2 separate regions of the Homo sapiens genome follow, and region 1 is linked to region 2. A link is an interaction called in ENCODE POLR2A ChIA-PET data of the cell type or tissue named here. Cell type or tissue: MCF 10A. All regions are shown on one strand. Links, peaks and the distances in the headings refer to the core of each region. The heading gives the core; the rest is flanking DNA.

Evidence for each region. ChIA-PET counts read pairs that join two places held together with the same protein. Peaks named below come from ENCODE experiments on the same cell type or tissue, not always from the same donor. Only the 100,000 strongest peaks of a DNase experiment are listed, where the experiment ranks them.
Region 1: POLR2A ChIA-PET joins it to region 2 with 6 read pairs; 3 of 35 experiments call an interaction of 5 or more read pairs at or near these places.

What each region holds. Positions count from the first base shown.
Region 1 is chr5:135,568,225-135,572,612 of GRCh38, reverse strand. It overlaps CXCL14 (C-X-C motif chemokine ligand 14), which reads left to right. Exons shown (of 4, transcript NM_004887.5): 4 at 745-1,934. The coding sequence ends at 760. Among named protein-coding and RNA genes, the nearest start is that of CXCL14, 8.6 kb to the left of the region's middle. RefSeq lists enhancers at 2,132-2,632, 3,365-4,294. In MCF 10A, for the core only: a CTCF peak has its summit at 2,240 (motif pointing right); a DNase peak (open chromatin) is centred at 2,272.
Region 2 is chr5:135,491,185-135,495,572 of GRCh38, reverse strand. No RefSeq gene overlaps it. Among named protein-coding and RNA genes, the nearest start is that of TIFAB, 41 kb to the right of the region's middle. RefSeq lists an enhancer at 4,218-4,388. In MCF 10A, for the core only: CTCF peaks have their summits at 3,243 and 3,446; DNase peaks (open chromatin) are centred at 1,932, 3,162 and 3,502.

The sequences.
Region 1 (4,388 bases), core at 64-4,063, 77 kb before region 2:
AGTGTAACGTATGGCCCCAGGGCAGCCATGGGGCAGAACTAGAAGAAAGCAAAATATCTAACTGGGCACAGCTTGAGAGGTGAGGGGAAGGTGGGGCTGGGAACGAGTAGAGATGAGGCAATGCAGCCAGGAGCAGGGACTGAGGGGCACAGGCCTCCTGCACCACTGCCCCACCCCACCAACCACCTCTTCTGTCTCCAGGAAGCAGCTTCTAGAGCTAGCATTCTTCTGGAGGACATGCATTATTTGGGCAAAATACAAAGAAATATACAAGCCTAAGTCAAGTAAGGGAATGCCTCCCACCCTTGCTATTTTCTCTAAATAGAGAGGCTGAGTACAGACGCGGAAAGAAACAAGGAGGTGTGGGAGCAGCCCGCCATGCTAGAGAAAGACTACATTCCTGCCACTAACAGTCGGTGGCCACTGGGCAAATCTTAAGTCTGTGGTGCCTCAGTTTCCTCATATGCAAAGCGGGTTTGTTCCATAGGCCTCTGAGGACAAAATGAGATTGCAGAAGTGAGATTGCAGATGGTTAGAAAAGACAAAGCCACACTGGTGTGAGTTTTCATGGTCCCCGGGACCACATCCTCAGAAGGATCCCTCCCACTTCTCCTGGGGGTTCCTGCAGTTCTGGGACAGGGGCATTCCCTGCAGACCAGACGTGAATGAAGCCGCTTAGCCAGCATCTTGTGAACGGCCTGCCTCATGTCCTGAGCCACTTACACATGTGTTTTTTCTCCCCAGGGTCTACGAAGAATAGGGTGAAAAACCTCAGAAGGGAAAACTCCAAACCAGTTGGGAGACTTGTGCAAAGGACTTTGCAGATTAAAAAAAAAAAAAAAAAAAAAAAAAAAAAAAAAAAAAAAAAAAGCCTTTCTTTCTCACAGGCATAAGACACAAATTATATATTGTTATGAAGCACTTTTTACCAACGGTCAGTTTTTACATTTTATAGCTGCGTGCGAAAGGCTTCCAGATGGGAGACCCATCTCTCTTGTGCTCCAGACTTCATCACAGGCTGCTTTTTATCAAAAAGGGGAAAACTCATGCCTTTCCTTTTTAAAAAATGCTTTTTTGTATTTGTCCATACGTCACTATACATCTGAGCTTTATAAGCGCCCGGGAGGAACAATGAGCTTGGTGGACACATTTCATTGCAGTGTTGCTCCATTCCTAGCTTGGGAAGCTTCCGCTTAGAGGTCCTGGCGCCTCGGCACAGCTGCCACGGGCTCTCCTGGGCTTATGGCCGGTCACAGCCTCAGTGTGACTCCACAGTGGCCCCTGTAGCCGGGCAAGCAGGAGCAGGTCTCTCTGCATCTGTTCTCTGAGGAACTCAAGTTTGGTTGCCAGAAAAATGTGCTTCATTCCCCCCTGGTTAATTTTTACACACCCTAGGAAACATTTCCAAGATCCTGTGATGGCGAGACAAATGATCCTTAAAGAAGGTGTGGGGTCTTTCCCAACCTGAGGATTTCTGAAAGGTTCACAGGTTCAATATTTAATGCTTCAGAAGCATGTGAGGTTCCCAACACTGTCAGCAAAAACCTTAGGAGAAAACTTAAAAATATATGAATACATGCGCAATACACAGCTACAGACACACATTCTGTTGACAAGGGAAAACCTTCAAAGCATGTTTCTTTCCCTCACCACAACAGAACATGCAGTACTAAAGCAATATATTTGTGATTCCCCATGTAATTCTTCAATGTTAAACAGTGCAGTCCTCTTTCGAAAGCTAAGATGACCATGCGCCCTTTCCTCTGTACATATACCCTTAAGAACGCCCCCTCCACACACTGCCCCCCAGTATATGCCGCATTGTACTGCTGTGTTATATGCTATGTACATGTCAGAAACCATTAGCATTGCATGCAGGTTTCATATTCTTTCTAAGATGGAAAGTAATAAAATATATTTGAAATGTACCAAAATTCTAGACTGCCACCTTTTTTCTATTTAATTAAGCTAGGATGACAATAAAATGTTTACCATGTCCTGAAAAAATAAGGACAAATATGCTGGGAAAGAAAACTGGTATTTCCCAAATACCTGTCAACACCATCACCTCTGTGGAACGTGTGGAGCTGTCATTACAGTCAGGAAGCCAAGAAGCCAGGCCTTGAGGCTAAGGCTCCTTCCCCGACGATTCCTACCCCTGCAGCAGGTGTATCAGAGCAGGCAGGTTGGAGCACAGGGAACTAGAGGGTCACGATCCCAGCCTCCTCCACGCAAGACCACACTGAGCCTCAGCACCAGAGGGCAGCAAAGAGGCTGGATGCCTCAGCCAAGGGCTCTCCAAGTTCCCTGGGGCTGCATAAGGACGGCAACAATAGAGGACTGGTGTAATTATTGCCTACTGTGAGCCAGACCCTGTGCGGGGAGCCTTACATGCCCTATCTCTTTGAATCCTGGTAACAACCACAACGGGGGTGGTTCTATTGAAGCTCCATTTTACAGATGAGGAAACCAAGGCTTAAAGAGGTGAGCACATCACTCATATTCTCCCACTTAGAGAAGATAGTAGATGGGGCCAGTCAAGATACCCTGGGGTCCAGGGCCCCAAGATGCCAGGGGGACTCGGGGAGGTGGGAAATGCCCACCTGGGAGGCTGTGGGACTCTGGAGCTGGGCAGACTCTGGACTCTGGAGGCGTGGGAGCCACGCCTGGGAGATACTGGAGCTGTTCCTGCTCCTGCCAGGTGGACAGGTGGACAGTAGGGCACACCTCATTGTGCTTCTAGGGACTGCATGTCGTAGGCCCATGTAAAGCACTTAGCAGGATACCAGGGCATGGTGAGCACGTGGTAATGGAAGCCCTTTTTTTATTTTTTTATTTTTATTTTTTTCCTGAGACAGGGTCTTGCTCTGTCACCCAGGCTGGAGTGCAGTGGCACGATCATAGTTCACTGCAGCCTTGAACTCCTGACCTCAAGGGATCCTCCTGCCTCAGCCTCCCAAGTAGCTGGGACTACAGGCACATACCACCATGCCTGGCAAGATGGGATCTCTCTATGTTGCCCAGGACAGTCTCAAACTCCTGGACTCAAGTGATCCTCCTCCCACCTCAGCCTCCCAAAGTGCTGGGATTACAGGCATGAGCCACCATGCCCAGCCAGAAGCTATTTTAATAAGCACAACACCAGACCAGCCACTTTGCACTTTGTACCAACTACCCACAGCCCTGCATCTCACCGTATCCTAAAGTCAGCCAGGCCCTGAAACAGGCCTCTCTGCCTTCCCTGGGTTCTCCACACCCAGAAGGACTCCACCCTGTCTGCTACACTAGCAACTGGAAGCCAGTCACCCATGTCCCCTTCACCTCCCCGGAAGCTTCCTGAAACACTGGTTCTGCACACACTTACGAGGACACCCAGCAAGTACCCTGTCTCAGCATGTCCCCGGCAAGATGCTACCACAAACGCTTTTATCACCATCTTATTTCCTCCTGGCGGCTTCAGATTACACCACATGTATTCCTGAGGAAGCTGAAGATCAGAGAGGTTGAGAAAGTTGCCCAGAGTCACACAGCTACCACTCATCACACCCTCCAATGGCTGGGCCTGGCAGCCTTTCTGCTGAGGGGTGGAGGAGGGGCAAGCTGAGGCCACAGTGAGCTGGTGACCATGAATGCCCTGCAGCAGCCCTGCCTTTCCCTTCATTATGGAGAAAGAAGGTAGACTAGACAGGGAAACCCCAAGACCAACAGACAGAACAGAATGCAAGAGCCCCAGAAGACAGTGCATACCAGGGCAGGGCAGGGCAGAGCAGAGGCCAAGCCTCTTGCTGGGAGCCCTGAACCCTGCCTGGCCTCAGAGCAGCACCAGTGGAGCCTCAGGAGGGAAGGGCAGTGTACAAAGCTGGCTGAAGAGCCCCGGCCACCGAGAGCAAAAGCTGCTCCAAGACAGCACAGGCCGTGGGGTGCCGCTTGTAAACAAGCCATACACACTCCCTGTCTTTGCTGGGGCTCTCCTCGTCCTGCCTGTGGCTCTAGTGCTAGGCCACCCTCCTCTAACTCTGCTGGCCCCGATGGTCCCTCCCTTCTCTGACATCCCAAGTTACAGATTGGATCATTAATAACAGCAACAGTGTCACCTCACACTGGTCCAGCCACTGATCCGGGCACTCACCCAAGCACTGGCCCCACATGCTCTGTCTGCACTCCCACAATGCGCTATGTGGCAGGTGCCCAGAGAAGTGAAGCACTTTGCTTAGGACAGTAGAGGAAGTCCTGGAAGTCAAGCCTCAGCTGGTCAAAGCGCAGAAACGGTGGAGAGTCTGCATGTAAATATCTCCATTCCCTACAGAGATGGGGTCCCAGGACAACAGAGGCTGGGCTATGCTTCCAGGGAGAGCTTGGGCCCTTTCCTCCCGCAGACAGGGATTAAC
Region 2 (4,388 bases), core at 78-4,077:
AGGATGTTACAGAAACGATGGACTATGACTTCCAAGGCTGCGTCAGAAAGGACATTGTGGCATTTTCCTTGCCACTGTTGGAACACTTGCTTTGGGGGCAGCCAGCTAGCTGCAATGTCTTGAGAATACTCAAGCAGCCCAGTGAAGAGGTCTACAAAGTGAGGAACTGAGGCCCTCACCAACAGCCAACACCAACTGCCCACAATGTGAGCATGCCATCTTGGGAGCAGCTCTTCCATTCCCAGTCACCCCTTCAAAAGATTGCAGCCTCAGCTGACATCTTGACTGCAACCACATGAGACACCCCACAACAGAACCACACAGCTAAGCCATTTCCAAACTTCTGACCCACATAAACAGTGAGACAACAAATGTTTACTGCTGTTTAAACCACTTGGATAAGGACTCTTGCACCTCTTATCCCATTTCTAGGAGTCTGGGACAATTCCAAGGTTCCAATTTACAACAACCTAACTTATGCAGTTTTCCAGAAAATGTCTTCTACAGAAACAAAAAGCTAAACCTGCCTAGGAAGTGACGTCAGAACCATATGCAGTAAAACTGTGAGAAGAAGAGCTTGCTAGGGTAGGCAAGGAGTCTCCTCTCTGTCTGATGACTTCCTCCCGTGGCTGCTCTGTGATTCTCTTGGTATTTCTAAGCACCTTCTGCGCATCAGGCTTATGCTGGGTTCTAAGGGCTCTGGAAGGAAAGACAAGGCCCATCTCACACATGTACTCAATCAACATTTGTTGAAGGAATGTGAGCTGCCTTGGAATGAGTTCCTAAAATGCTTAGTGAACTTTCAATCTTCAAATATCCTTTGACCACGTAAAAAAAGAAAGAAAGTAAACCTGCACTGTCAGAGGCACCTCTTGAGCATTGCCAGCCAGTGGCTGGCCCAGGGCCTCTCCAGAAGGCAGGAAGGGAGAAGTGGTTCAAGCCTCTGCATCTTTTACCCCTAAAGGAGGCAAGGGAAGGACAGGGAGGCTTGAACCACTGGCCATGTCAAGCATGGTGGGCTGGGGGGCAATGACTTGTGCCTGTGCAGCTCCACACAAAGGAAGTCTTAATGATGAATCAGGGCAGCAGGGTAAATATTTAGAAAGAGAAGCCTCTCCTTGGAGGGCCAGCCTTTGTCTTCTTGTTCGAACTGAAAGGACTTGGTCGAAAAGGGGTCTGTTACAATGGGATGGGAAACAGGGAGTAGCCACAGCCAGCACAATGCTGTGGCCTAAATGATGGAGGGACTAGCGGTATGTGGAGAGCTGAAACAATAACCAGAGATAGGAAGCCTCTGCCGGGATTCTCCAGGGCACCGCCCAGGGACCTTCACACATGATGCTTTAAGCCCTGGCTTCAGCTCCTGGCAGGGCTTGGTGGTGTGCCCGGGATATTCTCCATTTATCTGTCTCTAAAAGCGAATATTCTCAAGGCTCCAGAGGACAGAGAGGGCTATGCACTGACTCCTCAGTCCTTCCCCAAGCCCATCTTTCCAGCCTCATGATCTGCTCTCCTCTCTTCAGTTAAGCCACCCCTGTGGAGCCTGTTTCTCAAACATGGCTCCAGGCTTTCCCCTCACAGCTGCCAGCAACTCTGGGTGGTTAAATTCCTCCCATTCCTGACTCTTCACCTCAAGATGTTCAGGACCTGGTTCTTAGAGAGAAAACCTTTTAAGCCTCTTCTTGGTAAGAGGCCATTAAGGTCTCTTCTGAAAGAAAACATAAAGATTTGTTTCAGAAATAAAGGGAATCATGGATTAAGTTCCACCTGTGTGTGATAGTCGGGAAGAGAAAGCCGTGCCTGCCCTGGCCTGCTTGGGCCTCTGTCTTGGCAGACACCAACGTTAATGGCCACTGCTAACAGGAGCTGCTCTAACTCACAAAAGGGAAACAGATTTCAAGTCTTGAAGCCTGAATCAGCCAAAACTACTCATTTCTTGAAACAGGCTTTGTTTTGTAATAGCCTCATCATGACTCATCATCAAGAAATAGGGCACTGGTAAGACCTTCCCTGGCACTCTGGTCTCCCTACAGAGGTCCCAGCCAGGGAGAACCATGCCTGAGTGCAGCGCAGCTTATGGAAAAGGTAAATACACACGCAGCAGAACACACTGCGGCCTTGGGCTGCCTCATTTTTCGTTGTATGAGAACCAGTTTTGTTGCTGGTGGCCCTCCATGGAAGCTGTGGTTTCTGATTTGATAAGCATTCGTACGAGCCATGCTCTGCTCCTGTAGGACAACATAAAAAGTGAGGAAACTAACATGGTAGCATTCACGGACCACTCGCCCCACCTGACATTAAACGTTCATTAGAACACAGGGCTAGAAGGACACCAGAGGCTTCCCACACCAGTTTCCTGCTTCATTTCCAGGAGTCTGCACTTCTTGGCACTCTGGAACAATCTATGGCCCTCCTGCCCACACACAGAGTTGGTGCCCATTCTGCCTGAGGAGGTGGAAATTTGTCCCAAATGGGGCCAGCCACCATCCATTCACCCATCAAAGTGACACCAGTTTATTGTGGGGTTATTGCCACTAGCCAGCTATATATAATCTAGGTGAAATGATAAATCCAGGCACCTGTATCTCATCACTGAAGATACAGGGCCATCGACACTGCCAGGCCAGCATATATATAAGACCAACCAATGTCCTCTATAGAGTTTGAGTCCACAGCAATTGGCAGAGTATGCACTGCTCAGATTGCTCCTGAGTGTCCTGTCTGCAGTCATTCCAGACCTCAGACCACCATTACAAGGGATAAGACATGCTTACTTGTCCCTTAGTGTCAGGGGCACAAAGGGTATCCAGCCCACTCTGAAGTGGGCTGGAAAGTGAAAAATGGGCAGCTGGATGTTGGCTGGAATGAGGGCACTAAATGAAAGCTTTAGAGGGACATGCCACATTTCTAAGGCAGCCACTGGGGCAGGGAGAATTAAGGTCAACAACATATGCTGACATTCATGTAATAAACCAGGACATACAGGTACCAAGTAGGGCCCCAGCATGAAAAAGATCAAAATCCAGATGACTTTTCCCATGATCCTAGGTGGCTTGTGAACAATAGTTGCAACACCACGGTTCAGCCTGCTTCCTCAAAGGTCCAGTAGCCCTAACCAGCAACAAGTGTTGCCTGAACACTACTTCATGCTCCAGCCCTACCCGCAGGAGCCCAGTTTCATCAACCACACAACCATGCCAGATGGGTGTGTACATAAGTACAAACCGCAATGATGGAGAAGAAAGTGGGGAGGTCGCCTGGTTTGGGTAGGGGGTATAGCTAGGGAAGGTAGACAAACATTCAACTCTGGGTTTCCTGTGACCTCACAGCCTCCTGAAGCAGCCCTACTCATGGCCTTGAAGCTCCCTCTCCCAGTACCTCTTCGGGGTACTAAGGCTCCCCTCTTAGCTCCAGGCATTCTTGAGAGCAGAGGGCACTTCCCGTGGTTCCCCTAGGCTGCCTCTCTGGCAGGTTAGGAAATTGACTCATTAGGATTTCATCCACCTTTTCACTGGCTACCTCTCCCGCTCCCCACCCCCGCCCTAGACTGCCTCACTAAGTCAACACTGCAATCTCTCTGGCTCAGCTAAGTGGTCCCTAGTGAGGAGCAGGCCTGAGCGCCGGGTAACCGAGGAACTCGGAGGCACCTGGCCGCCGGCATGCTCACCTGCAGCGCTCTAGGATGGGGTGCGCAGTGGGCAGCCAAGCGCCCCCCACCCAGACGGAGGAGGGGCGGGAGGCCCTGTTCCCGACCTGTCAATCACTGCCCGGCCCGCAGCTGCGCTCTCCGCAGCCCCAGCGCGCTGTTCCTCTGAGGGAGATAAACATCGAGAAATCCAATCCAGCGCCGCTTCAGAGATAAACAGATGTGCGGCCCTCTTCGGTCAGGAGATAACGCCCCTGCCCCGCCCCACGCGCCCGCCCGGCCTGCACCTGCCTGAGGCGACAGGGACGCGCCTCTCGGGAGGCAGGTTGCGTCCCCCAGCCTGGAGAAATGGTCTCCAGAGCTGCGGGTGGGGGTGGGGTTGGAGAAGAAAGAAGCTCGGTTTGTAACAAACTCATAATAGACCCTAGGAATCAACTGCCAAGGCTCGAATCCTGGCTCTGCCACTGTTTGGCAGGCGACGGCAACTTTAAACCTGGATGTGCTCATCCGAAAGATGGGGATAACCACAGTAGCATGCTATTGGGCGTCTGAGGTGGGGAAAGCGCTGTGGCCTCACAAACTCCGGCTCTAACAAAGGAGCGGCTGGATGGCCTCTGGGGCTAGGATCTACTACCAGAAGCTAGGAGGCTTCTTCCTTGACACCCAAAGTCAGTCACCGCTGAGCCCTTGGGAGACTTCCCTGCCCAGAGCACCACACAACTCACTCATCTATTCCACTGAC